2 separate regions of the Homo sapiens genome follow, and region 2 is linked to region 1. Evidence: read pairs that join two places in POLR2A ChIA-PET (ENCODE). Cell type or tissue: HepG2. All regions are shown on one strand. Links, peaks and the distances in the headings refer to the core of each region. The heading gives the core; the rest is flanking DNA. Region 1 overlaps NOS1AP (nitric oxide synthase 1 adaptor protein). Region 2 overlaps NOS1AP (nitric oxide synthase 1 adaptor protein).

Evidence for each region. ChIA-PET counts read pairs that join two places held together with the same protein. Peaks named below come from ENCODE experiments on the same cell type or tissue, not always from the same donor. Only the 100,000 strongest peaks of a DNase experiment are listed, where the experiment ranks them.
Region 2: POLR2A ChIA-PET joins it to region 1 with 5 read pairs; 3 of 35 experiments call an interaction of 5 or more read pairs at or near these places.

What each region holds. Positions count from the first base shown.
Region 1 is chr1:162,129,412-162,133,809 of GRCh38, reverse strand. The region is part of intron 1 of NOS1AP (nitric oxide synthase 1 adaptor protein); the gene reads right to left. The region is part of intron 3 of LOC105371475 (a long non-coding RNA gene); the gene reads left to right. Among named protein-coding and RNA genes, the nearest start is that of MIR4654, 25 kb to the left of the region's middle. In HepG2, for the core only: no CTCF peak of the experiment used is centred there; DNase peaks (open chromatin) are centred at 1,649 and 2,189.
Region 2 is chr1:162,251,217-162,255,614 of GRCh38, reverse strand. All of the region lies in intron 2 of NOS1AP (nitric oxide synthase 1 adaptor protein), which reads right to left. Among named protein-coding and RNA genes, the nearest start is that of MIR556, 89 kb to the left of the region's middle. In HepG2, for the core only: no CTCF peak of the experiment used is centred there; no DNase peak of the experiment used is centred there.

The sequences.
Region 1 (4,398 bases), core at 149-4,148:
TTAACCACACTGCAATTAAGGAAAAGCTGGAGAAAACATTTAGTTAGCAGCTTCTCAAGGCAGACAATAAGATTAAGGTAATAAATACCAGTTCCAACATATTTCTTTGGAGATGTTTCATAAAATAGTCCAATAAAATGCTAAAGACCACCCAATGCCACAGCAGAATGCTAACCACATATGAGTCACTCAAAAGCCAAAATTGAACAGATTCATCTATCATGTAAAAGGGATAGAAGAATAAACATCAACAATTTATACTGCTGCCAGATTATAAAAAGGAAAGCTTGTTATAAAATCTAGTTCACATAAAATATCACACTTTTAGAATAATAAGACAGCAAGAGAGTATGATTTCATTCATAGACTTTTAGATAAAACTATAAATGGTATCTGGGTTTAGGCACAATGGTAACCAAGACGGGTATGATATCTACAATAATTGGTCCTAGGCAAGAATCAATAGATAAGACAGATAAAGGATAAAATATGACAAAACATTTGTTAAGATTAGAAGATCTTCTGAGGCAACTTAGGAAAGCATTACCAACACAGTGCATCTAATAAAATAATGACTTGTCTTTGTTAATACAGTTTAATTCAAAATTTCAAAGATTAAACCCAAGAATATAGACAAATTAAGCGTACTAATATAATAAGCACACACCTGGAAAATATTTTAGGTAAATGGCTGCTACAGAATGAACTCAGATGGGATATGAAGCAATGGACCCAGAAATCCCAGCCAACACGTGATATTGCAATATTCCATCATTTACTATCACACTGGACCTCACTGATGCAGAAGTTTCCATTAGGCGCCAAGTCAAAAGAGATCACAAAAGAAAAGACAAGTAAGTGTATAGCTCTGACAGAAGAGCCAGAGCAAACAAGGAAATTGGGGCACATGCAGGCAAAGTGGAGAATCTCAGCAAGAAGAGAGCTCTGGTTTCAGAAACAGACCTTTATCCATGGCACCCAGAACACTGGTAACTGGGGAAAACTGAAGGAGTGTGGAACCTGGGAGGGGTCACTCATAGATTTGCAGGGCTGGAGGAATCAATATGGAGACCTGTGGGTTGGGAAGCTATGCTATAGATTCCTATTATGTCATCATCAAAATATTTTATACCAATAACAGTTTCAAACCAAGTTTACTACTACTTTCCATATTGCTTTAATGAGCTAAGATTAGGCTGAGCAATTATTAAGTGCTATCATTAAATAATAATCATCTGATTGCCGTGATCTCACTTTATCAGATAATCCTGTCCAAAGGCAATTCTCCTGTGTTTCACTAGACCTGAAGGTCACGGAGAAATCTCTGTATTTTTTTCTTGACTTTATCTTTCTACAAAGATCATTTCTCCTATGAGGATCTTATCGAGGTGGGTAGAAAATTATTTTACATACTAGCATCACTTTGTATCCATCTACTCTAATCTCTCCAGATGTAAATCCTCCCATCACAAGCTTCTTCCTATGGATTCTCTTGCCTGGGGAGGCATATTTGAGTTGCATTTCCTCCAATGTGCGTCACCTTCCCAAAGAATCCAAGGATGCCATCAACTTCTGTTAGAGGGAGCATTATGTTTGGTATAGCACATCCGGTATTTGGCAGAGTCAGGAGTCCTTCACCCTCCCAGGAACTGTACTTTGAAACTTCCCATAATCCTCCACTGTGATCATAATGTTTCAGCTCACCTTCCAGGCAGGCCTAGGAATCACATGTCTGGGACACACACATGCCATTATCACCAAATAGATTTCTTGATAGTCATTTAAAGGACCCTTCACTGTGCAGTTTACAGTTTCAAAGTATTTTCACACATCTCATTTGATCCTGGTGACAATCCCATTAAATAAGCAAACAAGGTTGCTACCTCTGTTTCACAGTTAAGAGGCCTAAAGATTAGAGAACTGTAGATACTTGCCCAAAGTTTGACAGCAGTACAGGGAATAATGCCAGACATACTGACTGAGGCCATATGTAAAATCATTTTCTGTCTACCTTGGTGCCTTCTCCTCCTCTCTTTATCTTAATCACATCCTCCCAACCAAAAAGAAAAAAAAAATGCCGCCTTATAACACTGGAGCTCACAGAATGGTCCAAGAGGCCCATAAAACGGGCTGTTTCAGCTGAGCTTGGACAGCAGCTAAATCAAATCACCTTTGAATACTTTCCAACCTCCCAGGGAAATGTCCCTGCAAGGACATTGCACTTTGGATCAGTCTGTTTACCAATCTAAATGAGAGCCTCTTTCCATGGGAAATCACAGACTTAACTATTCCTGGCCCACATCCCTCAACAGCTAATATAATAAAGACCCTAATATCTCTGTGCTCCCCTTTCTGTCCTATTGTGGCTTGCTGCATTATTAAAATGCAGCTGATTCTGTGTCAAGTGACAAGCCACAATAGGGCAGAAAGGGGAGCATAGAGATATTAGGGTCTTTATTATATTAGCTGTTGAGGTATGTGGGCCAAGAATAGTTAAGTCCATGATTTCCCACGGAAAGAGGCTTATTTAATAAAGTTATTTTAATACAGTTATTTGCTTATTATATATGCTTCCTACTGCACTGAGAGCCCGCAAGACTAAAGATTCCTTGAAACTCGAAACCTAGCACCTAGCACAGAACACAAGCAAGCGTTCAAACATTCGATCAAATATAAAATACGCAGTAGTTCTAAAGGGTCATGCTTTTCACTATATTCACTGGCCCCTGCTGTACAAGTTTGAAGGGGAAACTCCTCCATTTGCAGAAAATGGTAAGAAAATAGGAAAGCATTTCTGTTTCACTCACAACTAAGTCTTTTTTCTAAACCTGTTTGCCTAAGTTTCAATTTTCTTTTATCCATAAAAAGATGGAAGGGAATTAAATTTGTAGATGCCAAATCTGGACTACCCGACCTACTTGATCCCAATCCAAAAAATCTGTTAGGTCTAGAGTAAGGACTGAGAATTAGTAACATTTTTTAAAATTCCTTAGATGATTCTGATGATCAACAATCCATTCACCCACCAAATGTTAGGGTACACACTAAGCAGTTTTTATTCTAATAAAACTGATGTGTCATCTGCCTGGCTGACTGCAGAGTCAAGTTTTAAAATGCTAGACTAGGTGACTTCTCAGCGGTCTCATTCTTCTCTATAAAAAGCCTCTAGAAAAGCCTTTTCCTTGCCTTAAATAAGTCTTACTCTGATGGGAACCTCAGCAGAGATGGCCTAATGTACTTGTCTGTTCCTCCTATTCTTGGGAGGTGGCAAGAACAGGGCTTTCAGCAGGTGCCAGCATAGTCACAGGGATACTGCCTGAGAAACAGAGCAGGGCAGCTGAATGCTCAACACCTGTAATACTAAAGCTCTTAACAGCTCTTGAAGGGTAACCAGTAAGTATCCACTAGGTGCAAAGCACCACAATTGACCACTGGGGTGAAATAAAAACTCACATATTTGTTATTGAGCATTGTGGTCTCTAATGTCGGAAAGACCTGAATTCAAATCCTAGTTCTGCCACTTACAGGCTGAGAGATCTTAACTTAGTTACTTACCCTCTCTGTGCCTTTGTTTTCTCATCTGCAAAATGAAGAAGATGCAATCTTCCTTATAGGGCTATTGTTATTATAGCCATTATCAGAAATAGCCGTAACTCCACCTGTACATATATACAATGTCTGTAATGCCATACATTGAACAGAAGCTCAATGTATGGTAGCAGTTGCTATTTCTACATTGCAGCACTAAATTGGTACTAAGAAAGATAGAAAGTCTAGCACAGCATCTCCCTTAGTGAAAGGTTTATATTCGACACTCAACCAACAAGTATAAATTAAACCCAAGTAATTAATTAAGCATATTCATTACTGTGGGAGTTAGAGGTCTCTATCCTCAAGGGACTTACAATTTAGATGGGAAAAGTTAATATGCATAAATCAATCACAGATAATACAGGCATGATATTGCATTTAGCTGTGTCATAAGCTCTGCAAACACTGCCTAGGCCAAAAAGAGGGAGACGGCATGTCCTCGAGGGGCTGGCGATGGGTCAGCAGTGCCCTGGTGGCTAGGAAGATTGATTCAGTTTTTTCAATACATAGTTAAGCGTCTGCTGTGGACCCAACACCAGGCTTACCAAGAGATAGAGCAGTTTAATAAAACAGAATCAATAACTCAAGGAGCTCACATTCTCATGAAGACCAGTGTCAATGTATTAAGGGTTCTAAAGGGACTGTACGATTTGCTAATGAAACAGAGATCAGGGACAGCTTCAGAGGATGCAGATTTGAGCTGAGCCCATTAGGACAAATAGATCTATAGAAGCAAAGGATATTTAGGCAGGGAAAACGTGAGAGGTAGGAAAACACATTGTGTGACGCAGGGCAGGGACAGGACTG
Region 2 (4,398 bases), core at 335-4,334, 120 kb before region 1:
ATCAGCATCTTACACATAGCAGTGGAAAGTCTGGAGAGAGGAAATTGGAGAATGTGGATAGCTCAGAGCAATGCATTACCTATCTTACCAAAAAAAAAAAAAAAAAAAAAAAAAAAAAAAAAAATCAGCAGCAGCAAATAACCTATGCATCTGAAATCCCTACCTTGGGCCAACTGTCTGGGTCTCCTGACCTGAAACAGTAAAAGGAGCCACAAGAGAGGAGAACACTGTTTGGGGAAGAGTCTAGGACACTGAATTCAGTTTGGCCAGGGCCAGCTGAAACAGGAAATTGCAGCAAAGATGCAGCTTCTGGAGAAAGACCTGTTGTAATAAAAAGCTCCCAGTTTGGAGTGAGGGGGGTGGAAAGTGACCAATCTATAAAACAAACTCTAGGAGCCACCTCAAAATAAAATGTTCCTCAAGGTCATCTGTGAGCCCTTGTAAGTACTTTAGAACTGCCTGACAGATGCTAATTAACTCTCCTGACTCCGCAGCCCCAGGGAGATGTGAATGTGTTTAACTGATGAGCACATTCAAGCTGTACTATTCCTGGAGCTCTAACTGCTTCTTGAAAGACCTTTTGAAGAAAATATTTGGTAACATCATAGAACGTCCAAACTGAAATGGACCACAAAGAGCCTCTTTAGAGAGGAAGAAGGAATAATAGAAAGAATATGGACTTGGAGAAAGATCTAAATCTAAATCCCAGATAAGGAATCTACCAGCTGTGTGAGTGCCAAGAAGTCACTTAAACATCTAAGCCTCAATCTTTCTTATCTGCAATATGAGGATAACACCACCCATACCACAGATTGTACTGGTAAAATGCATTGCCCTGTTCCCAGCTTATAGTGATCTACAGTTAGAGTATAATTTGTAATATGCTATAAACTATGGCATACTATAAAGTATTGTGGTAGTTAATTTAGAGCACACTTTCCTCATGTCCCTTCTCCTTTGTACACATTCACCAGTCGCATCCTCTTGTGACACGCTAGCTACTGTAGAAAACACATCCATGAGATTCTCAAGGCCTCCCACTCCTTACCCTAAAATGGCCAACATGTTTGCCAGCAAAGTGGTGGAGGAGCCAGCTTGCCAGCTTTAGCTCTGAATTCCATGTCTCTCGTGCTCCATCATCATCTAGCAGGCCCATGGCTTTGCCCTTTAAAACCACTGGCCCCTGCTGGGGAGGGTTAGTCACATGGGACAGTGGTAACACTCACGTTTGCACATTCACCCACAATGGTTCATGTCAGTCCCATCCAACAGCATCCTCCTAAACTGCTCCTGGTCACCAGAAATCCCAGCTCTTTGCCTGTGTTCTATAAACTATAGCCCCTGATACAAGAAGAAGGCCTTGCAGTTACATGATGCACATTTAATGAGGACTTAAACAATCTATAGGCATTGACCAAGAATCTACTATAGTCAAGACCCAGGGCGAGATGCTGAAACGAGGCACTGACTTTAAAAAGCATTTAGAGACAAAGATACAAATGTTTCATCATCCTTCATCAAAAACAATTACTCAAAAAATAAGAAAATGATTCTTAAAGTACATTTTACAGATGGAAAAGCCAAGTCATCAAAAACCATACCACTCCAGAATGCAGGAATCCTATCTTCCCTTTACCTCTTCAATCACTAAGTAGCCTCTGTAGGAGGTGACATTATCTCCTCAAGATAGTAATCATCATTTCCTTGTCATAGGATACGCCTGCTTCTTATTTTCTGGATTCATGCATTAAAAAAGATAAATCTTCAGCTAAACTACTCATCTGTGTCAGCAAAAACATTTATAAGAGAAAAAAAGTGGCTTGAAATATAAAAATCAAGAGATGTTTAAAAGAAAAAAAACCCAGAAGATAAGTCTGCTTATGTTGAAAAAACTGCATTTCTCAAAAGATCATTATATTCACAAAGGGAGTGACATTTCCTTAGATCTCAGCATCACAGAAGTCAAGGACAAAACTGTTATAGCTAGAAAATCTAGGATTATGGGGAATGCTTAAACATTCACTTATGTGGTTGGCCAGAACTAGACAGGGTTAATCTTGCTTATTTTGATCTTCTAAGGATGAAAAGTGAGAGCTTTTTTCCTCATTTTTCTAATGTTTTCTCTCTGACAATTCATAACTGAATTGGGCAAAGTATAAGTTTTCTTCTATATCTGTAACCACCCTTGGCTTCACCCATGAGAAACAGACTTAACTTGAAGGCTCAAGCAGTAAATATTTCTTGAGGAATTAGTTCATTTTGCACCTATAACAGGATATCAGAGACTGATAATTTATAATGAACAGAAATTTCTCACAGTTCTAGTGGCTGGGAGTCCAATATCAAGGTGCTGGCATCTGACAAGGACCTTCTTGCTGCATCGTCCCATGGCGGAAGGAAGAAGTGTGGAGAGGGCAAGAGAGAAAGAGAACAAGAGGAGGCCAAACTCGCCCTTTTACAACAAACCCACTCCCTCCATAATGACATTAATCCATTTAAGAGGGCAAAGCCCTTTTCACCTAATCACCTCTTAAAGGTCTCACCTCTTAATATTGTGACAGTGACAATTAAATTTAAACATGAGTTTTGTTAGGGACAAACATTCAAACCATAGCAGAGACCAATTAGGCACCAGGCATGTACCAGCATATACCAAGTGCTATAGAAGAGCACTGCCCAACAGAACTTTCTGTAATAATGGAAATATTCTATACCTGTGCTATCCAATACAATAGCTGCTGAACATACAGTTTCTGGGCACTTGAAATGGGGCAAGTGCAACCAAAAAACTGAATTTTATTTTTAATTTTATTTTAATGAATTGAAACTTAAATTGCCACACTTAGCTAGTGGCTATTATATTGAATACACAGCTATAAGGGACACCAATATAAGAGAAAGCATGGTCCATGCACATATGTGAAACTGTGCCCCAAAGAGTTAAAGAAACCAGGGATTAATAGAAATTCTTGAGTTCACAAGATGGCAGGTAATTAAAGAAACAACTTGCTGAAGCTCCCTCCACTTACGAGATAAAATAACTACTGAAATCTATTGGAACCAAGATGGCCAATTAGAGTGCACAGAATGGGCTTGCTGACCTCACAGCCTGAATTTCTACTGCATGCTTCATACTACCTCCCCTTGAATTTGCACATGCAATCCATGAGGCAACATGCAGAGATAACTGTGCATGCCCAAGGAATTTCCAGACCTCCCCTTTCCTTCCACCAATCATCCATTAATCTCAGAATCCACCCCCTGGGCTGGATGCAGTGGTTCATGCCTATAATCCCAGCCAGCATGTTGGGAGGAGGAAGTGGCCCGATTGCTTGAGCTCAGGAGTTTGGGACTAGCCTAGGAAATATGGTGAAACCTCCTCTCTATAAAAAATACAAAAATTAGCTGGACATGGTAGCACACACCTATAGTCCCAGCTACTCAGGAGGCTGATGTGGGAAGATCATTTGGACCTGTGAGGTTGAGGGCTGAGGCTGCAGTAAGCCAAGATTGCACCACTGCATTCCAGCTTGGGCAACAGAATGAGTCCCTGTCTCAAAAAAAACAAAAAGAAAAAAGAATTTACCCCCTGAACCTTTTCTAATAAATATACTGCCTTGGGCCAGTTGTGGTGGCTCACACCTATAATCTCAACATTTTGGGAGACCAAGGAGAGAGGAACACTTGAGTTCAGCCTGGGCAATATAGTGGGACCTTGTCTCCACAAAAAAAAAAAAAAAAAAAACAAAAAAAAAAACAACTAGCTAGGTGTTGTGGTGCATGCCTGTAGTCCCAGCTACGTGGGAGGTTGAATTGGGAAGATCACTTGAGCCCAGGAGTTCAAGGCTACAGTGAGCCATGATCATACCACTGCACTCCAGCCTGGGTGACAGAGTGAGTGAGACCCTATCTCAAATATGTATGTGTATATATACACACACATACACACACACATATATATATATTTATACACACACACAGACACACACACACACACACACACACACACACATATATATATTTTAAATAAACCCAGCCTGAAGAGACAGATTGGAGCTTGACTCCTGTCTCCTTGGGAGTCAACTTTCAATATAAAGCTTTTATTTTCTTAAAAACCCAGTGTCACAGTGTTTAGCTTCTAGTACATTGGGAAATGAGCCCCTTTTGCTCAGTAATAGATGATCTGCATGTTCTCTCTGAAGAAACAGGACAAGGACACATAAAACGTTGACTCATAATGACAAGGTAGTAGAAAATGATGGCAAGTGAATGGCATGGGGATCAGGGGCTGCGGGAATTTGAAGAACTCAGGGAAGATGTGACAGAGACAGCAGGACATGAGCTGAGAGGGCCTAGTGGGAGAGCAGGATTGTTTAGGCCAAAGATGGCATGACACCA